2 separate regions of the Homo sapiens genome follow, and region 2 is linked to region 1. The links are chromatin contacts, found by Hi-C or POLR2A ChIA-PET in ENCODE. All regions are on one chromosome and are shown on one strand. The core of a region is the stretch at or near the end of the contact, and the rest is flanking DNA. Distances in the headings are between cores, read along the strand shown.

Region 1 (2,642 bases), core at 63-2,562:
ATAAATACAGACTCTCTACATAAAGATAATAGCTCATCCTTACTAAGCACTTAAGCTGTGCCATTTACTCTGCTAAGCAATTTACAATTATTTGATTTAATCCAATGACATAACTCTCTGCGGGTTAAGTTCTATTATTTGCCTTATTTTACAAGATATGGGGAAACTGAGCACTAGAGAAATTACATAACCTCAAGATCTCACAAGTAGTAAGCAGTAGTGCCAGGGTTTCAACCCAGACTTCCTGACTCTGGAGCCTCCACTCTTAATTACATGAAACTCAGACTTCTTGGCGGTAAGTGATGCTTCCGAGATGCTTAATGTGGTACTCTGACCCGCAATGAGTGAGCTTCAATGAGAAAAACTATGGATGGACCAACAGCACGTTTTCCCATATTCTATCAAATCGTGAAGATACCAAACTATGAAAGGGTCTACCTGCAAATTAAGTCCTTGAAGACAAGTATATGTATATCCGGGGTTTTCTTCCACATGCTTTCAACACACTACACTTTTGCTCTGGACACAATATCTTAAAAATAAATAAATAAAGCTTTGGCTTTTAATATGAACACAGTAATTATTTTTCTATTACGACCTGAAAACCTAAATACTTAAATACAAAGTCAGCATTTCCAAGACAGCCAAGAGCCAAGAATTAAAAAAAAAAAAAAATTAAGGCCGCATTTATAGTTTTGAGGAATGGAGATCCAAACAAAACAGTCCACAAGTCATCTTGGACGCTGAAGTGTGCAGAACTGCTAGGGCATCTACCCAATCACATGGGGGAATTGCGGGTACCTTGATACCGACAAGTTAGCTTCAAAGTTCCCTTACCCGAGCCTCTAAATCAGCTGAGACCAATCATTGTTAACGCTCTCCGGGGCCGTCTTGAGGACTCCCAGTTGGCAATCTGGAACGTGTCCAGAACTTGGTGGGGCGGGGGGGGGATCATATTTCGTGGAGAATGGGGGAGGTGAGCCCTGGGTATAGGGATAACTTTTTAACTAGCGTTAATTGGGGTCTTTGCGGCCAGGCTGTAAAGATTCCCGCCACACTAATATGAATCAGCCATGGCCTTTTAATTGGAACGCCGGAACTCTGCCTTGTTTTATTAATATCTTAATAACACGTTTCTATAATGGACATGTTGGTTCCTTGTATTTTAAAACGCAGCCACAAACTGAGGCGATAGCGATCACGTTATGCAGTCCCCAATCGTCCAAGCCGAATAGGCTGCATGAAGTATCACTCAAAAACATTCATTACCGTCGGTGTGTTGAGTGGTAACGCCAGTGTGCGAATTCATTAATGGAAATCACGGGACCCCGAGCGGTTGGAGATCTGCCACACCCCTCTGCCTGCGTTAAGACAGCCTGACCCGACCTCTGGTAAATTAATGCGCAAAATGGCGGTTGCACGTCTGTTTCCCCACCCCGGCGCACAATCCTGAGGAAGGACGTCACGTCACCAGGGCAACGACGCTCTTGCGTAAAGGCCCGGCCCAAGGGAACGTTCAGGGCGTCTCGGCTTTCCCCGCTGCTGCTTCTGCTAGGCCCAGTGCGAGACCAGAGCACGAGCGACTCCCGTCGTCCCCGGCCAGGCAGATGTTGGCCTAGTCCTGGCGCGAACGAAGCGCGCTATTTCCCTGCTTCCTCTAGGCCAAGCCTGCTTTACGGCAGGGCCCGCCTCGGGAGCGAGCACAGACCGGGGCAGCGAGGCCAGCCAGGCGCCGACGAGGTCCCCGAACGCGCACGCGCTCCGTTCAGCTCCGGGTGGCGGCCGCCGGAGTAGACGTTAGCCATGGAAACCGAGAGCTGGCCCGGGCGGGGCCGCGGTGAGCTCGTTATTCGGCCGCCGCAGCTTTTCTGCCTCCGCATTCGGGCACTAACCAACCTCCCGGCGGGAGCGCCCAGCCCGAGTTTACCTGCAAAAATGCGGTCCCTGGGATGCCTTCGCGTCTTCTCTTCCCTCGGGTGACTTGAGGTACGTTCGTTGTCCGACGTCCACCTCGGGACTTCTTCGGCATCTTAATGTCCAAGCCTGTGCGGAGAGCCAAGTTGTTCTAGGGGCTTTCATTGCCACAAGAAACATATTTTTCGTTTTTCGTTGCAAAACCTTTAAGTGCAATTATTGCGCTTAATGAACTCAGTCATTAGAGATAGTAATTCAGTGTGATTTTAACTTTCCTTTGAAAGACTACTTTAGCCTGTTGAATTGTAGCATTTTGTTTCTAAGAGACTCGTACGAAATGGAATATGGCACACCCACCCGGAGCTGTGTCCGTTAGGTAGAACTGTACTCTCGCAATATCTCCAACTAAACCTCTTTTGTCCGAATTGTTCAACTCATGGCCCCCTGAACGTGAAGCGCTCCTTCCCCACTGATCTCGACCTCTGTCCCCACAACCTCTTGTCTCTCCAGGACCAGAATTTACTCCAGTGAATCGGAAGTTGTTTTCCATGCCGCTGAATTGGTTATCTGCTCTGTATCCATCATTTTTCACTTACTCATTTTTTACTATTTTTAGGTGTTTGTTTTCTTCATTAAATCATTCCTGCAGTTAGGGCAAAGACTGCCCTTCATGTTATTTGGTATCCACCGCCACTCACGCCAAATCCCCAGACCTTTAGCATAGCATC
Region 2 (2,642 bases), core at 95-2,594, 1.2 Mb after region 1:
AGGCGAGGTTGGAATTGGGTGACGGGCGAGGAGGAGATGCCAAAAGCACCTTGCAAGAGTTTTGGCAAGAAGCAGGAGGGATCCCTGGAAAGCCGGAATCACTCCTCGTCGTCGTCGTCCTGGTCCTGGTAGCGAATGTAGACGACCAGCATGACAAAGCCGGTGAGGATGCAGAGGGAGCCGACGACCAGGTAGGCGATGCCCAGGAAGGGGTTCTTGCCACCCATCCACGAGATGCTGCTGAAGATGAGGAGCTTGTGGCCGCCGAACGCGCGCACCGGGTAGTTGTAGGTGATGTTGACGCGGTAGGCGCCCCGCGGCAGCCCGGCCGAGTAGTTGCCCTGGCGGATGCGCGCGTACAGTTTGCGGAACGTGGGCAGCGCCGCCGTGCGCATCCACACCACGAAGTCCTGATTGATGAAGCCGGTGTTGTTGGGGTCGGGGCTGAGCTCGTAGACTGGCCGGCGCCAGTTGGGCGGGGGCGCCGTGCCCTGGAAGGCCAACGCCAGGCTGCCGTTGACCAGCGGCGGGTTGCGGAACTTGACGTGGTAGTCGGTCCACCAGGCGATGCCGGAGCGGTCGAGCGGCACCTCGACGTAGGGCCCGCCGGGCTGGCGCTGGTGCCAAAGCGAGAAGGAGTCGTTGAAGAGGCTGTTGGCGATGGCGCCGCAGGGCGCGATGGGCAGGCCGGCCGCGCTGCGCTGGTAGGGGGCGCACTCGTTGACAGGGTGGCGCAGCGCGCTGGGGAGTCCGCTCAGCTGCGCGTCGTCGCGGGACACGCCGTAGCGCCGGTTGTTCTGGTAGAAGTTGGTCAGCTCGTAGTAGAGGTACACTGGGCCCTGGAAGAGCTCGGGCAGCGAGAAGTACCAGGCGCACGAGCAGGGGGGCGGCAGCGCCCGGCCCTGGCCAGCCGCGGCGCACACCGAGCAGTTACCGGTGCCCGGGTCGCCTGTATAGTCGTACTCCAGCTCCTTGATGCCGTTGGAGGAGTAGTAGAGGCCCAGGCCCAGGCCGATGAAGGCCAGGCCCGCGCAGAAGAAGAGCGGCAGCGCGATGCTGGCCGACAGCAGCGGCTGCCAGGCGGGGAGGCGCTGCTGAGTGAAGGCGGTGTTGTCGGGCTGGTGGGCGCCCCGGGCCGTGGCGCTCCAGGTCATGGCGGCCGCGCGGGGACCGACGCGCGGGCTGACCGAGTGGGGGCCCCGCCGCGGGGCGCCTCCCTCTCCGCGCCGCGCAAGCCCGGGGACTGCTCGCGGGTCGGGTTTCCCGCCAGCTCAGGTGGGTTTTTGCCCGGGCCCCTCCTCTGCCTCCGTCACAGGTGAGTTTAGTTCCAGGCCCTACGAGCAGTGCCCACACCCTCCCAGTTCCGCCTCCGCCCAGGTGCGCTGCACCCCCGCGGGTCACCGGGAGCCGCACCTCGCCCGCCCCTTCCGAGGTGAGCAGGTGGGTGTTTTTTACCTCACCTGGTAGACTCAGTCTCGCGTTTCCTCTCAGTCCAGGTCATCGGACTCCACCTCCTCTCCTAGGTGAGTGGCGGCCCCGGGCTGCCTCTGAGTGGCTCCTACCTGGCTCAGGTACCACCTTCTCTTCCGCCTTCCAAGTGACTAGAGTTCCTGGGCCAGTCTCCCGAAATCAAAAGGCGCTCCGGCCTCCAGCAGAAATTTTTGCTGAGGGCTTGCACCGTGGTCCTGGAGGCTTGAAGATTTCAGATCCTTAATCCTCTGTTATTTGCGGGGAAAAGGTGGCTCTAGACCATTTTGTCTTTTAGGTTAGCTTCACAAACCGCTTTCGCCCAGCTTTCAGTCTCAAGTTGGGAGTGTCCAGGGAATTACGTTATGATAAATCTGTTTCGAATTCAACGCCTGCGTTCAAATTTTAGCTTTTTTTTTTTTTTTTTTTTTTTTTTTTTTTAAGGGAAAATGATTTTCTGGCCAGATCACCCAGTCTGGCTGTATAACTAGGAAATGTGGAAAGTTCTCTAAAAATAAAATCATCCTTAAAAAGAATCAAAGGCTGGAGAGGTTCAGAGCCTTTAAATAACTCTTAGCTGGTGTGGAGAAACCAAGAAAGGAAAAAATGTGCTGGACTACATGTGATTTCGTTTTCTTTTCAGATTATTTGCCTGACTAGAGAAAGGCCCAATCCAAGGTCCCAGGAGACCTAGCTGCTATCCACAAAAACATCTGGAGTGTCTGGCCTAAGGAAGTAAACTACAAGGATTTATAGGATTTATTATAAAAAGAACTCAAATTAGCTCCCTATGTTGCCTGGGATTCTGGCTTTTTTTTTTTTTTTTTTAAATCTAGGTTGGTAAAACATATACAAGGGGGTATTGGGACGTTCTGATTTCTTACTAAATCTAAATCTTCCCTAGGTATTGTGTTCTTGCTTCTCCTCCAGCTTGTAAAATGCAAGTAATACAAATGTTTTCTCTATTACACTACACCTAGCATAATATATTATATTCAGGAGTCATTCAAAACCCATTGAACTTGGAAAGTTAAAATCCTTATTAAATTTAACAGAGGAATGTTGTTAGCATCTTCCAAGTGTTCAGTCCTATGCTAATTAGACAAAAAAGGACCTTTGACCTCAAGGCATTTGCAGTTTGATAGGGGACATATTAGGAGTAAGAAACAATCAAA

What was found. A loop is a pair of places that touch in the nucleus more often than their neighbours do. ChIA-PET counts read pairs that join two places held with the same protein, here RNA polymerase II (POLR2A). Pooled maps may share reads with other maps.
Region 2: a map of chondrocyte shows a loop between it and region 1 (2.7-fold over the local background). The contact joins the promoter of TMEM30B here to the promoter of PCNX4-DT in region 1. A Hi-C loop is called at or near these places in 1 of 168 maps with a recorded cell type or tissue (chondrocyte) and 6 of 50 pooled maps. POLR2A ChIA-PET finds 5 or more read pairs at or near these places in 2 of 52 experiments (AG04450 and IMR-90).

The regions. Positions count from the first base shown.
Region 1 is chr14:60,090,434-60,093,075 of GRCh38, forward strand. It overlaps PCNX4-DT (PCNX4 divergent transcript), which reads right to left and starts at 1,313. Exons shown (of 5, transcript XR_943918.4): 1 at 1,270-1,313. PCNX4 (pecanex 4) reads left to right here and starts at 1,490. Exons shown (of 11, transcript NM_001330177.2): 1 at 1,490-1,986. RefSeq lists enhancers at 1,311-1,440, 1,531-1,720, 1,684-2,317.
Region 2 is chr14:61,279,994-61,282,635 of GRCh38, forward strand. TMEM30B (transmembrane protein 30B) reads right to left here and starts at 1,345. Exons shown (of 1, transcript NM_001017970.3): 1 at 1-1,345. The coding sequence starts at 1,154. The coding sequence ends at 99. It also overlaps a transcript of PRKCH not described here. RefSeq lists an enhancer at 1-770.